Regions from separate parts of the Homo sapiens genome. Here region 2 is linked to region 1. Evidence: chromatin loops called from intact Hi-C (ENCODE). Cell type or tissue: mucosa of descending colon. All regions are shown on one strand. Region 1 overlaps POC1B-DUSP6 (POC1B-DUSP6 readthrough). Region 2 overlaps POC1B-DUSP6 (POC1B-DUSP6 readthrough).

What was found. Peaks named below come from ENCODE experiments on the same cell type or tissue, not always from the same donor. Only the 100,000 strongest peaks of a DNase experiment are listed, where the experiment ranks them.
Region 2: it touches region 1 in a loop (5-fold over the local background); 21 of 110 quality-filtered maps call a loop at or near these places.

Annotation. Positions count from the first base shown.
Region 1 is chr12:89,370,945-89,378,944 of GRCh38, forward strand. All of the region lies in intron 9 of POC1B-DUSP6 (POC1B-DUSP6 readthrough), which reads right to left. Among named protein-coding and RNA genes, the nearest start is that of DUSP6, 22 kb to the left of the region's middle. In mucosa of descending colon, no CTCF peak of the experiment used is centred here; a DNase peak (open chromatin) is centred at 4,707.
Region 2 is chr12:89,443,963-89,451,962 of GRCh38, forward strand. All of the region lies in intron 9 of POC1B-DUSP6 (POC1B-DUSP6 readthrough), which reads right to left. The region is part of intron 10 of POC1B (POC1 centriolar protein B); the gene reads right to left. LOC105369889 (a long non-coding RNA gene) reads left to right here. Exons shown (of 4, transcript NR_189732.1): 3 at 7,565-7,679. Among named protein-coding and RNA genes, the nearest start is that of GALNT4, 77 kb to the right of the region's middle. In mucosa of descending colon, no CTCF peak of the experiment used is centred here; no DNase peak of the experiment used is centred here.

The sequences.
Region 1 (8,000 bases):
TTCCCACAGGGTGGTGGAAGGAACAACAGAGACAGCTATGTGCCCACATGCTCAGCCATCTGCCATTCCAACCACATGTCTCTCCCCCCGTTTCCTGCAAATGATTCATCTATTCTTTTTCTCCTTCTTCAAAGATAACTCTGTAAGCACTTAAGGAGGGGAAAGTCATTAAGAAAAGTGGAATCTGGAGTTATTAGGATGAGATAGAGCAGATTAAACAGTCTGGAATTTCACAAAGCAAACAGCACAGGGTGCGGACCCTGGGCCCGTCTCTCTCCTGCTGGTGCATCATTTCACAGGTTATCATCCTTCATGAACAGGTCAACAAAAATGGCCACAGGTAAACATGAGCATATGAGTTGCTAAAGAGAAAGAAAGACAGAGAACAGCAGAAGTCAGGAGGATTCTGGATTTTCCAACTGGAGCCTCTGTGCATCTTATCCAGCATCACAGACAGTGTCTGTCGCTAAGTGATGCCAAAGGTTTTACACCAATGAATGGGATCTTTGTGACGTTTTCCCAATAACAGACCAAAAAGCTGCCACTAAAATCATGCTTTTAAAGGAGATCCTGAACAATAGCCAGTGAAGGTGATTATGGCCATGTCCCCATGTCCATGAGGAGGTGCTTGGTGGGTATTTGTTGAATTGCATCAAACTGGAGTTGGATGGGACTCAGTTCAAATCCTGACTCTGCTTCCAGCTTCTGGTACATTAGGCAAGTTGCTAAACCTCTGGGCTTAGGGGATAAAGACACTACCTCACAGGGTGGAGTGAGGAGTAGAAGATAATATACGTGAAGTACTTCATGTGGTCTTTGGAAAGAGGTAGATAGATAGGCAAATATCAGGTGATTACAAATACTCCTTATAATTTCACTTCAGTTTGTACCGCATCTCACACCCTGAAGCTAGCAGGGTAAAGAGCTCTCAGGAGAATGAAGAGGCCTCTGGCCCATTCTAGTATGGTCTCTCCCATCAGGAGGGGAAAGGCAAATATTGCATGGGACCTGGCAATAAGATTGAATGAGACATAAGCAAAGTCTGATCGCATCCTTATCCCCACCCCTTAACAGCCACTATATCCCTTGAGGCAAGTGAAGGGCCCCAGAAGTGAGGGATCTTATTGCTAAGTAGATCAGACAGAGTTCTTAAAGATTCTAATATGTTGCCTGTATTGTCTCATCTGTAAAATGGGTGTTAAAATAGCACTCATATCTTGGGTTATGAAGATGAAAGAAGATAATCTATGTAAAGGACTGAGCACAGGGCCTGGGACAGTTAGTGATAGATACATGTTAGCTACTGTTGCTATTTTGTATTCCATGTTCAATCTATGATATTGATTAACCTGTTTATTGATTGCTGGATTTTCATTTAGTAAATTAATTTTCAATAAATGATTTTCACTTAAGCATTTGTTCACGCAGTCACTTCATTCATTTATTTATCATAAAACATTTATCAAGGTCCTATTCTATACTGACACTATGCTGGGCTCAAGAGATGCTGAGGCTTTTTGGGCAAGAAGGTTGAAGACTAGGCAGGGAGAGAGACCTGAACTAAAGCAGGAGAAGGCAAGGTGTAGTATACACATCATGGAGACATGTATAAAGCATTCCTGGAACCCAGAGGAACCAGGAAGTGCTGCTCATAAAAGATGCTTTTTGAACTAGATCTTGAAGAGTGAGTAGCCCGAGGAGTTTGGGCTTGCGAATTCTAGATAACAAGAACAGCTTGCCAAAAGGGATAAAGTTGTGAAACAAACAAACAAACAAAAAACAGGGTTTGGAGCCAGGAGGACTTTGGTGTGAGTGGTGTTTGGCCATTCTGCCTGGTGCCTTCCTTTGAATTTAGGTTCGACCCCCTGTGGGGGCCACAGAGAGTCACCTGCAGCTCAGTCTTACCCCAGGTGCTGGGCCCAAGTCTGCTCTTAGAGGAAATGTAAGTAGCTTATATCACTCAGTATCGGGTCAGCTAGGCTCTGGGTTCTGTTCTGAGCTCCTGCTCTATTTCTAGCTGTGAAGTTTCCACTTGATTCCTGTCACAGGCTCTACCTTGTATTCCAGTTCAAATAACTGGGCTTTGGCCTTTGTTCTTTCTTCTACATTCTGCCTCTAAGTTTCTCTAAGACTGGAATTTTGCCTTTCCTTATCAGTCCTTCCTAGAACTTCAGTCCCTCCCAGAACTTCAGTCCCCTCCTTGGCCCTGGGGCCTCACTCCAGGCTGCTTGATCCACTTATGGTTATTGCTTGCTGGGTTCACCTTCTTCTCCTTTCTGCAGGTGGAACACAGACTGATGACAACCACGTGCTGAGATCCCCTGTTACTGCCTAGACACAAATTGCTATCTAGGTCCTGTTTCACTGCCTGGCAGAACTGCCTTGCTACTTCTGGTTTGGCTCGCCATTGCCTGAATTCCTAAACTCCATTCTGAATATTACTAGTGAAAAATGCACGGCAGGGCGCAGTGGCTCATGCCTGTAACCCCAGCCCTTTGGGAGGCTGAGGCAGGTGACTCACCTGAGGTCAGGAGTTCGAGACCAGCCTGGCGAACATGGTGAAACCTCGTCTTTACTAAAAATACAAAAATTAGCCAGGCATGGTAGTGGGCACCTGTAATTCCAGCTACTCAGGAGGCTGAGGCATGAGAATTGCTTGAACCCGGGAGGCAGAAGTTGTAGTGAGCCGAGATCACACCACTGCACTCTAGCATGGGCTATATAGAGCGAGACTCAGTCTCAAAAAAAAAAAAAAAAAAAGAAAAATGTGCTACTTTGGTATTGAAATTAGCATCCAACATCAGCTTTTGGAGATACAGGTTATGCCATATACTTTGGTAAATTTCCCCCAAGCATTTAGACTTACAGAAGATATGCAGTAAAAGCTGTTGGAGTATATGCTACAAATGAGCCTTGGTGGTATGGTCCCAGGCCTTCCTGTGCTGATTAGCATTTTATGGCATGTATAATTTTCCTTAACATTGCTCAGGGGATTAGGACACTAGTCATATGCTGCCAGCCACAAGTTTTAAAAAACCAACTTAGGAATAAAATCACAACAGGAAATGAAGGCCATTTGGAAATTTGAGAACCCACATGTTCTCTATGTTATTTTCTTTTCTTATTTTTTTTTTTTTTTAGGAAGAGTTTCAAAGTTTCAACCTGTTTTAATGCTTGCCCATCTGGTTGTTTTATTAATGAAAACAGCAGCATCTTCTAATGCTCTTGTGTGAGGCAACAGTATTTTCCCAAAAAAATCACAGAAAAAACTTTGGGATTTGATGTACCATATTTTGTCTTTTACTTTTTTTCTTTGAAAAAATAAATCCCAACTGGAGATCATTTTAGAGAGAGTATGTGCTTAGAAATATTCAGTGAGTCATGCCTGGTGTTGTAGGTCTATTCCGGTGCGTGGGGTTTCCAGAACAATTACATAAGTGTTAGCATAGCCAGGAACTTTTGACATTTGTGGCAGCCTAATGGAGTTCTTTTCATCATTGAAAATATTCTAACTGTTGTTTCCTTAAATCTAAAATGCATAAAACTAGTGAAGCAGGATAAATTGATTCTGAGGCATTTCTATCCAGTATGCTTTGTTGGCAAAGAAACTGAAGAAAATTTACTTGAAATAAAATACAGGTGATCAAGCTGTTAACAAATACAGTGATCTAATCATCTGGCAGAAAGTGAGAGGATAAATTGTAAGTGAGACCTTTTTGTTTCTTCTCTTTCTTTTATCTATCAAGATTTCCAGCCCAGGCGTGGTGGCTCACACCTGTAATCCTAAGCACTGTGGGAGGCTGAGGCGCGTGGATTGCCCGAGCTCAGGAGCTTGAGACCAGTCTGGGGAACACGGTGAAACCCCGTCTCTACTAAAAATACAAAAAATTAGCCAGGCATGGTGGCTTGTGCCTGTAATCCAAGCTACTCAGGAGGCTGAGCTAGGAGAATCGTTTGAACCCAGGAGGCAGAGGTTGCCGTGAGCCAAGATCATGCCATTGCACTCCAGCCTGGGCAACAGAGCGAGACTCCGTCTCAAAAAAAAGAAAAAAAAAAAAGATTTCCTTTTCTTTTACAGCCTGACCATAGCATATTGTTTACTTGCACAACCCTACATAATGAGATTATTCAATCACATGTTTTTTAAAATTCGGGGATTCCAAAAGCTATTAGATCAATACCTTTCTTTAATCTTTCAAAAGATCACCAGGAAATAATGTGATATTCCACTACTACTAATTTGTTTGTTAAAATATATTTTTAAGTACCTGTGTTCCAAAGTATCTCCTAGTATGAGAAACTAGAGAAAGACCCAACCGAAGTCATTATCAATTAATTTTTTCTATCTCAAAGGTGAGCTCCCCAAATCCAGAGTTTAGGGGCTTTCTAGGGAGGGTGAAGTCCTTAGTTTTGTTTTTTTTTTTTTTTGAGACGGAGTCTCGCTCTATTGGCAGGCTGGAGTGCAGTGGCGTGATCTTGGCTCACTGCCACCTCCGCCTCCCGGATTCAAGCAATTCTCCTGCCTCAGGCTCCCGAGTAGCTGGGACTTCAGGTGTGTGCCACCACGCCTGGCTAATTTTTGTATTTTTAGTAGAGACGGGGTTTCACCATGTTGGCCAGGATGGTCTTGATCTCTTGACCTTGTGATCCGCCCGCCTCGGCCTCCCAAAGTGCTGGAATTACAGGCGTGAGTCACTGCGCCCGGCCGGAAGTCCTTAGTTCTTATAGATGATTGTTCAGTGTCTTGCACAATTTTGCTACTGCCTTATTTTCCTGCAGATAAGACATTGTAGTTATGGGTGTTACTGTATTTATTGGTTCAAAAGACATGGTGCAAAGGACAAGTAGGCCAAGCAGGCTCTGACTCATAGAGGTTGCTGCCTGCTTGTGCCCTGTGTGCGCCTTTTGAGTAAAGAGCACAGTCCACCAAGTCCAGCTCTGCATGCTCAAGTGCTATTGAATTCTTTCCACCTGACCACAAGTACTTGAGCACCTTTCCTCCATAGCAGAGCTGATAGCACAGAGCACACTGAGAATCCCTATAGGGAAGGTGTGGTGAGGCTGTGTGAACTGTGTGGGCTGTGGTCACGTAGTTGATCATGTAAGTGGGATCACAAACTTAGTAAGCATCCTGTGACACACCGTCATCATTAGAGTGTGCTTGTTGATGTTGGAGTACTATGTGCTATTCAGGACTATTTCCAAGAATTTAGTTGAATATATATCCTGGGCTGTAGGATACAGGATGAAAAGAGGATTTGGTGTCCCTGCCAAGTTTCCTAGATAATGCAGATAATTTCTTTTAGCAGGAAGTGACGTGTACATCTCAGGGCTGGGAAGGTGCAGTTATAGGAAATTAGCCTTAGCAAGAAACAAAATGCCAAAATCAAGACCAAGTGAGAACATAACTTCTAGACCAACAGAAAGGAAGTGAGGGGATCTGAGCTGCCCTGTTTTGTTTCTGAAAAACCACTCATCTTGCTCTTCTATATTCCTGACTTTCTCCATCCAGTAGGCACCAAGTCCAGCTAGCTCTGTCTCTTCTGATTTTGGAATCTGTCTTCCCTTCACCATCTCTCCAGTCATGGAGTTCAGTCTCTTACCATACTCACCTGGATTACTGCAATAGACACTAACTGGTCTCCCTGCTTTCAGTCTTCAACACCCCATATCTCACCAAAGGGATCTTTGTTGTCTGTCCATTGTTAAATGGTTGGGATTTATTGGGAGGATTTCTGTCTGCTCTCAGGATGGACCAGAAGTTTCAGAAATTGATAGAAATGGGTCGGGTAGGGATGGGTAGGGTTAGAACATTCAACCGTGTTGTCAGTGCCCTGCCCCAGAATGAATGCTCTTCCATCATTTCTCCATCTTTTCACCCTCTTTCTTCACTCCAGGGAGTGAACATTGTTCCAGCTTGGGTCAGGTGGCTGTTTGTTGGTGAGTAAGGGGTTCAGGGAACAGATTTAACAACTCAGCAGGCAATCCTTCAAAGGGAAATCAAGGTGGAATGGATACTGAGTTCTCAAAAATCAACATGTTCCCATGATATGTTGACTATAGAAGGGTCATCTAAGTGCAGTAGCAAATATAGTTTATAGTATTTACTCGAATGGCTTGTTAATTTATCTCTCTTCCTCAATAGACATTGAAGTCCCTGGAAGAAGAACCATGTCTTATTCATCTTTGTATGCCTGGCCTCTCATAGACACATACAATAAGTACTCATTGTATCAAAGAATGAATCAATGTTCCCGTAAGTGAAAGCTGTGTTTGGTCTAGTCTATATGCTTCCAGAACTACTTTATGGTCCCCCAGCCCCAGCCTTCAGTGACCCTGCTTCCTGAGCTAGAACTGCTCAACACTGACCTCAGCAGCAACGCACCTTCTGAGTCCACTCACCCTCTGGGTGCTCCTGAAGGGGCAGAGAGAGCCAAGCGGCTATATGTCAGATACAAGACCTCACTGTCTGCTTCCTTTCGTCCATCTCTTTTTTTTTTTTTTTTTTTTTTTTTTTGAGACAGAGTCTCACTCTGTCGCCCAGGCTGGAGTGCAGTGGCGCCATCTTGGCTCACTGCAGGCTCTGCCTCCCGGGTTCACGCCATTCTCCTGCCTCAGCCTCCTGAGTAGCTGGAACTACAGGCGCCCGCCACCACGCCCGGCTAATTTTTTTGTATTTTTAGTAGAGACGGGATTTCACCATGTTAGCCAGGATGGTCTCAATCTCCTAACCTCGTGATACACCTGCCTTGGCCTCCCAAAGTGCTGGGATTACAGGTGCGAGCCATCGTGCCCAGCCCTTTCGTCTATCTCTTATAGCACCATTTTAGCCTTCAGGGACTCCTAACATGCATTTGTTCCTGGAGTGCTTAGTAGTTGTGGATGAACTGATATCTATCTTACTTGGCAATGTAATAAAAGGAATGTGCTTTGACATCAGACAGAGTTGCAATATGAACACTTCAAGTACTAGCTGTGTGACTCTGGATACTTTTTTTTAACCTCTCGGGGTCTTTGGTTACACACAAGTCCAATGAAGATACTACAAGTGTAAATGAAATAATATATGCAAAGACACTTGTTATAACGCTTGGCATTTGACAGGTGTCCTGTGAATGTCAGCTCCCTTCTGCCTTTGTGGCTTATAGCAATAGGGGCATGAGGAAAATTTGCAGTGCTAGTATAGGTAATTTGAGCTGAAAGGAAAAAGAGAAAAAAGGAGAATGAACGTACCCAGTTGCTCTAACATGAATCAAAGTCAATGATTAACTTTTTACTGACTATATAAAATGCAACAAAGTTTAAATAAATGTAACAACTGGGCTTAAGGGAGAAACAAACCCATATATTTTCTAAAACAATAGAATTAGATATTTGGCAAACTAGAACCGGCACGGGCATAACAATTAAATTTCTTCTCTAATGAGCGTTGTTTGTTTTACTCTAGGATGCATTTGGATAAAATATTGGGATAAAATTTAGAGAGGTCTGTTTAGAAAAGGGAATTAAACATGATTGGCTATTATTGTGTCTTTGTTTTCTCATTTAAAAAAATTACAGAGGCCGGGTGTGGTGGCTCACACCTGTAATTCCAGCACTTTGGGAGGCCAAGGTGGGCGGATCACGAGGTCAGGAGATCGAGACCATCCTGGCTAACACGGTGAAACCCCGTCTCTACTAAAAATACAAAAAATTAGCTGGGCGTGGTGTCGGGCGCCTGTAGTCCCAGCTACTTGGGAAGCTGAGGCAGGAGAATGGCGTGAACCTGGGAGGCGGAGCTTGTGGTGAGCTGAGATCACGCCACTGCACTACAGCCTTGGTGACCGAGCAGGACTCCATCTCAACAACAACAACAAAAATACAAACAGAAAATTCAAGTACTGCAGTGGAAATATGATGGAGTTTCTATCAAATTATATCAAAAGTTGTTCTGGGGAGAACTTAAACCAATTCAACAGCTCAAAAGGAGGGCATGAAACCCACTCCTCCCACCTCCAGTA
Region 2 (8,000 bases), 73 kb after region 1:
ATAACATAAACACTTCTATGCAAAGAAACTAGAAAATCTAGAAGAAATGGATAAATTCCTGGACACATACATCCTCCCAAGACTAAACTAGGAAGAAGTTGAACCCCTGAATAGACCAATAACAGGCTCTGAAACTGAGGCAATAATTAAGAGCCTACCAACCAAAAAAAGTCCAGGACCAGAACGGTTTCACAGCCGAATTCTACCAGAGGTACAAAAAGGAGCTGGTACCATTCCTTCTGAAACTATTCCAATCAACAGAAAATGAGAGAATCCTCCCTAACTCATTTTATGAGGACAGCATCATCCTGATACCAAAGCCTGGCAGAGACACAACGAAAAAAGAATATTTTAGACCAATATCCCTGATGAACAGCGATGCAAAAATCCTCAATAAAATACTGGCAAACTGAATCCAGCAACACATCAAAAAGCTTATCCACCACGATCAAGTTGGCTTCATCCCTCAGATGGAAGACTGGTTCAACATATGCAAATCAATAAACGTAATCCAGCATATAAACAGAACCAAAGACAAAAACCACACAATTATCTCAATAGATGCAGAAAAGGCCTTCAACAAAATTCAACAGCACTTCCTGCTAAAAACTCTCAATAAACTACGTATTGATGGGACATATCTCAAAATAATAAGAACTATTTATGACAAACCCACAGCCAATATCATACTGAATGGGCAAAAACTGGAAGCATTCCCTTTGAAAACTGGCACAAGACAGGGATGCCCTCTCTCACCACTCCAATTGAACATAGTGTTGGAAGTTCTGGCCAGGTCAATCAGGCAGGAGAAAGAAATAAAGGGTATTCAATTAGGAAAAGAGGAAGTCAAATTGTCCCTGTTTGCAGGTGACATGATTGTATATTTAGAAAACCCCATCGTCTCAGCCCAAAATCTCCTTAAGCTGATAAGCAACTTCAGCAAAGTCTCAGGATACAAAATCAATGTGCAAAAATCACAAGCATTCCTATATACCAATAACAGACAAACAGAGAGCCAAATCATGAGTGAATTCCCATTCACAATTGCTTCAAAGAGAATAAAATACTTAGGAATCCAACTTACAAGGGGTGTGAAGGACCTCTTCAAGGAGAACTAGAAACCACTGCTCAACAAAATAAAAGAGGCCACAAATAAATGGAAGAACATTCCATGCTCACGGATAGGAAGAATCAATATTGTGAAAATGGCCATACTGCCCAAGGTAATTTATAGATTCAATGCCATTCCTATCAAGCTACCAATGACTTTCTTCACAGAATTGGAAGAAAATACTTTAAAGTTCATATGGAACCAAAAAAGAGCTCATATTGCCAAGACAATCCTAAGCCAAAAGAACAAAGCTGGAGGCATCATGCTACCTGACTTCAAACTATACTACAAGGGTACAGGAACCAAAACAGCATGGTACTGGTACCAAAATGAAGATATAGACCAATGGAACAGAACAGAGCCCTCAGAGATACTACCACACATCTACCACCATCTGATCTTTGATAAACCTGACAAAAACAAGAAATGGGGAAAGGATTCCCTATTTAATAAATGGTGCTGGGAAAACTGGCTAGCCATATGTAGAAAGCTGAAACTGGATCCCTTCCTTACACCTTATACAAAAATTAATTCAAGATGGATTAAAGACTTAAATGTTACACCTAAAACCATAAAAACCCTAGAAGAAAACCTAGGCAATACCATTCAGGACATAGGCATGGGCAAGGACTTCATGTCTAAAACACCAAAAGCAATGGCAACAAAAGCCAAAATTGACAAATGGGATCTAATTAAACTAAAAAGCTTCTGCACAGCAAAAGAAACTACCATCAGAGTGAACAGGCAACCTAAAGAATGGGAGAAAATTTTTACAATCTACCCATCTGAGAAACGGCTAATATCCAGCATCTACAAAGAACTTAAACAAATTTACAAGAAAAAAACAACCCAATCAAAAAATGGGCAAAGGATATAAACAGACACTTCTCAAAAGAAGACATTTATGCAGCCAACAGACACATGAAAAAATGCTCATCATCACTGGCTGTCAGAGAAATGGAAATCAAAACCACAATGAGATACCATCTCACACCAGTTAGAATGGCGATCATTAAAAAGTCAGGAAACAACAGGTGCTGGAGAGGATGTGGAGAAATAGGAACACTTTTACACTGTTGGTGGGACTGTAAACTAGTTCAACCATTGTGGAAGACAGTGTGGCGATTCCTCAAGGATCTAGAACTAGAAATACCATTTGACCCAGCCATCCCATTACTGGGTATATACCCAAAGGACTATAAATTGTGCTGCTATAAAGACACATGCACACATATGTTTATTGCGGCACTATTCACAATACAAAGACTTGGAACCAACCCAAATGTCCAACAACAATAGACTGGATTAAGAAAATGTGGCACATATACACTATGGAATACTATGCAGCCATAAAAAGGATGAGTTCATGTCCTTTTTAGGGACGTGGATGAAGGTGGAAACCATCATTCTCAGCAAACTATTGCAAGGACAGAAAACCAAACACCGCATGTTCTCACTCATAGGTGGGAACTGAACAATGAGAATACTTGGACACAGGGTGGGGAACATCACACACTGGGGCTTGTCGTGGGATGGGGAAGTGGGGAGGGATAGCATTAGGAGATATACCTAATGTAAATGACGAGTTAATGGGTGCAGCACACCAACATGGCACATGTACATATGTAACAAACTTAAAGTGTAATTAAAAAAAAAAAAGAAAAACATTTTGACTAAAAACCTATAGGAAAGATTATATAAATTAATTGCTGGATGAAACAGCTAGAACATGTGCATGAAATAGGTTGTTATAGGGAAACATAATGGAAGAGCTCAATTGCAAAAAACATATGACAGGCAGAAGCAATGCCACTGTTGCCGGGAGAAGTGCCTGGAAAGGGTACCAAGGCAAAAAGTAAAAATAAACAAAACATATTCACAAACATACTCATAGTTTGGGATATAAACTCCGTGACTGTCATTTTCCTTGATGAATAAATACATAAAAATAGTCATAGCACTTTGTAGGATAAATGAATAGATCTTAACACTTAACTAAATATTAATAATAAAACGTCTTAGAGAAAACTGCTGCTCTCTAAATCAAAAGTTTTCAATACATTTAAGGTGAGCAATAGTTTATTTTAAAATCAAAATTATTTTTCTCAATTGTAACTATTTGGTAAACTTATCAATATACTCAATTTAAAAAATGGTAACTTAAAAAAATAATATGACATGTTTGAAGTTTCTCATGTGATCTTTTGATACACAGTGCCCAAAATGTAAGACAGTCATATGTTTATTATATATATAATTCACGGAACATTGAAATATGTAAGTGATTTCTAGAAAAGGAAAGAACAAAGTAATTTCTAAAAGTGTACATATCTTGAATTTTTTCAGTAATTTTACTGTGTACGGAACTGTACAAAAAGTACACAAAATTTTCTAAAAGTACAAATCTGAGAGAGCATATTTCTTAGTCAAATTCTTCAAATTTCAACTGATTTTCCAAAGCATACAATTGTTTTTGCTTCAGCTTAATGATGCATTTCCAGTTCTATTTAAAATAAGGAATTATTTTAAATATTTATCATCTTGAAATTTCATTAAATTGCTATCCCCAGAATGCATAGTTCTGAATTAAGAATAATATTTACTCAGCATGGTACTTTACCTGATGCTAGATGTCATTTAAAATAAATTTATTTTATATATTATCAACCTTTGAGAATGGACCAAGTATGGCACAAATTCATTTTACGAACCTAAAGCTTCAAGCAGAAGTGTCCAAGTAAATAGCAAAATTCCTATGAAAGTTCCACCTATGGGGACAAGGTGTTAATACTGTAACACATACAGCTCTATGATATAATCAGTCCAAGAGAGGCAAACTGAGTCTGAGGAGCCCTGAACATGGAGCGACTGGACCTCCTGGAACTATAGATAACGCATGACCTGAGGAACACTAAGAGAGAGAGAGAGAGAGAAACTGGAAGACATAGCCTGGATTCTGCCTACAGCCACACAGTTTGTATCACGGACTTGGGCTTTCTTTTGAGCCTTGCCCCCAAGATTTCCAACCCAACTAACTGAGGATATTTACCAGGAAAGCATAGCTGTGTTTAAAAATAAAAGTCAGGATGGGCATGGTGGTTCATGCCTGTAATCTCAGTCCTTTGGGAGGCTGAAGCTGGAGGATGGCTTGAACTCAGGAGTTCAAGACAAACCTGGACAACATGGCGAGACCTCATCTCCATTTTAAAAAACAACAAAACAAACAAAACCCAACCAGCCAACCACACAACAGCAACAAAAGGCCAATTTAAAATAGGATTCACTTTATAAAAATCACCCTAACTAAATTTGATAAAAACTGATGTTCTCATCTATTCCAAAATAAAATAATACCTGCACACACCAGAACGGCAATAACACCATCAAAGGAAATTTCTGCATACACAGTTCCTACTGCTGAGAATATCCTTTCTCAACAGACAGACAAAAACTGAAAATTAGTGACAGGGCAGAAGTGAGAACCTGGGGAGAGCAATCAGTGAATAGTAACAAAGCCCTGCCAAGGGAGGTAAAGCCATTACATCATTATGAAAGAGAGTTAAAGACATGACAGATCAAATAATTATTCATATCAGGAAGCTATATCCACACAATTAGGCTTGAACAACCTATGATGAGCATGCCATATGGCACACCTTCTGGATAAACAGTAAGAGACAAGTGTGTCTTAAACACAATTCTTCCTGATGAGCATTCTAACACTAAGTTAAGGACTTGTGTGTGATGAAGTCTGGTGTGTGCCAAGGATTTATGTACTTGGCAAGTAGGAATAGGCAATGCTTAAATTCCCAAAGTAGCCTTCACAACCAGTTACTTACAAACATTGGTTGACTCAAGGGCCTATTTCTCCACCTGCTCCCAAACTGGAGGTCCTCAGTACTTTCCGTTTTTTTCCCCACAACCAGAGATATACATCAGGTCTCCTTGGCTACTATATTATGGTGAAAAAACATTTACTTAAGTTAAATCATACTGACCACAAGGAAGCTAAAACCAGGATTCAAAGTGGCAAGGCATCTGATCTGTGTGTCTAAACATCTGGAAGGCAGGTTGGTGCTGGTGTTCAGTCTGTCCTCTGAGGTTGTTTAATCGGAGCCTTGCTTGCCCCCATCATTTCCTTGCTGTGTGTCTGTGAGGAAGTTACCTTACCCCTTTAAGGCTAATTTGTGGAATGTGAGAATCTACATGCATGCTTAGTAGTAAAATGTTTAGTAGTATGTGAAAAATGGTGGCTATTTTTATGGGAACCACAGGCATGTAAATGAGAATGCTCCTAAATTGATTTACTGAAACACTGAGGTAACACATTTGTAAATTAGTTACATTTAACCATTCCACATGTATATATACTTTAAAACATCATGTTATACATAAGAAATACATACAATTTTATGTCAATTAAACAATAAATAAATGAAAGAAAAAAGGGGAAACAATTCCCTAAATATAATACTACATTCCTAGACAAGCAACTCAAATTGGCAAGTTGGCAATTCTCAAATTATTTTATAAATCTAGTGCAATGGCAATCGACATTCCAATGGGATGGTTTTTTGAAACAGAATAATTTTAAAATTCATATGGATAAGTAATAGGCAAGAACATCCAGGAAAGTTTTGAAGGAAAAAACTGTACATTATATAATATTTTAAAGAAATATTCTAAATCTACAATGATTAAAAAGGTATGATAATGGATCAAGAACAAACAGATAATGGATCAAGAACAAATAGATCAAGAACAGAGCAATAAGACAGAAGAGAAAGTCTCCAAAGAGACACAAGTTCATATGAATTTAATGTTTAAAGAAGGTTATTCAAATCAGTGAAACAATACAAATTGAGGGTACTTTGTTAACTATAAATCTGTACCTCATACCTAAATTAATACATATGGATTTTAAGGTTTTATCATTAAAAATAAAACCTCAAGAAGAGTAGCTAAGATGTTTGGGGATTGATGAGGGAATTTCTTTGCATAGAATCCAAACAACAACAAAAAATAGTTTTAAAAAAGGTAATGCAGCTAAACCTATCAAAAATCAGAAACTAAATTCAAGGAGAAATGAGAAAAAAGGAAAACATATTTGTAGCACATGGCAAGAGGTAAATCTTCTTCTTTTTTTTTTTTTGAGATGGAGTCTTGCACTGTCGCCTGGGCTGGAGTGCAGTGGCACGATCTTGGCTCACTGCAACCTATGCCTCTAGGGTTCAAGCAATTCTCCTGCTTTAGTTTCTCAAGTAGCTGGGATTACAGGCAGCCACCACCATGCCCAGCTAACTTTTATATTTTTAGTAGAGACAGGGTTTCGCCATGTTGGCCAGGCTGGTCTCAAACTCCTGATCTTGTGATTTGCCTGCCTCGGCCTCCCAAAGTGTTGGGATTACAGGTGTGAGCCACCGCGCCCTGCCCAAGGTCAATCTTCTTAATTAAAATTACCTAAGGATCAATTTTAAAATGAACAATAGGAAAATGGGCAAAGTACACAAATACACAATCTTCAGAAATACAAATAAACAGCAATCATGAACACGTCAAAACTCACAAGTCACTAAAAAATGAAATAAACTTGATAACATCTTTTGCTTATTAAGCTGTTTTAAGGCTTTTAACATTTTAAATAATTAAAAATAAATAGAAAACCTTTAAAGGTTTTTGTCATGTTGATGTTGTTATTACAAACAGTATTGGAATAGGCATCCTTGAATAGAAATCTTTGTATGTATATCTTATTATTTCTTTAGGATGATTTACTATGTATCACTCAGGGTTCAGCAGAAAAACAAAGTACAGCCATTATTTTAACAGAGAGAATTTAATATAGGGAACTGGTTAAACAGATTTCTAAGTCTGTAAATGCTAAAAGGGAGCTCTGAGGTAAGCAGAGATATTAAATGTATGAAACTAGCTCCCTAGAGTTGGGGAACAAAGGCAAGAGATTGGATTATTAGAAACTAGACACTCAAGAGTTCCCTTGCTGAGAGCTGAGATGGTTTGTTCACAAGGAGGAAAGAGGAATGTTCATTAAAAAGACATTCTGAAAAGGAAAAGGAAATGCCTGGCATTCCTTCTCTATCTCCCCTTCAACTTAAAACAAACAACTCTATGTGCTTCAGAAAAATAATCCAAATAGATACATAAAAAGTATGAGAATGTTGCCACCATAAATACTAAGGCCCACCAAAATTCTGTAGTGATTTGGAAAGTAGGTTAAAAAGTACATATGATATAAAATATGAGCTTTGTAGTGGCCATCATGATCCTGAGTAAAAGAAAAACAAAATACTCTAGGAATTAACACAAAAAATAGAAAATCAAATTACACTAAAAAAAATCTTCCATTGCAAAAGTCAATTGAAGTCAATTTGACATTTAAGTGATGAGTTGGTTGGTTGGTTGGCTGAAAGCAACATAATTTTATTTATGTTTCAGGATATATGATTGTGTGGCCTGACAATCTCAGAAAGTAAAAGCAAAGAAATTGAAAGACATGGAAAGAACTAGGCCGGGACCAGCACTGGGCCTTAATAACCAGTTCACTGAGATGGTAAGGTTCTAAATCTTTAGAAGCCCTAATAATATGTTTTACATAGTGTGACAGCATAAAGCAGGAAGAACTGACTGAAAAATATGTGTTAGCAGACTTGCTGACTACTTTCACCAAATAATTAACTGTCAAGTGGCAAAATAAAGGAGCAAAGCCAATAGCTTCACTATCTATGCAGCACCAAATAACTCAAAACCAGATGGGTATAGATGTGCAGAACAGTTGAAAGCTAAGTTCACTATTTTCCGTGAAGCTCCAACAGCCCCACAAATGGCATTTAGCTCCGTAGTAAACCATCCTATAGGTCAGCAGGAAGCTCAT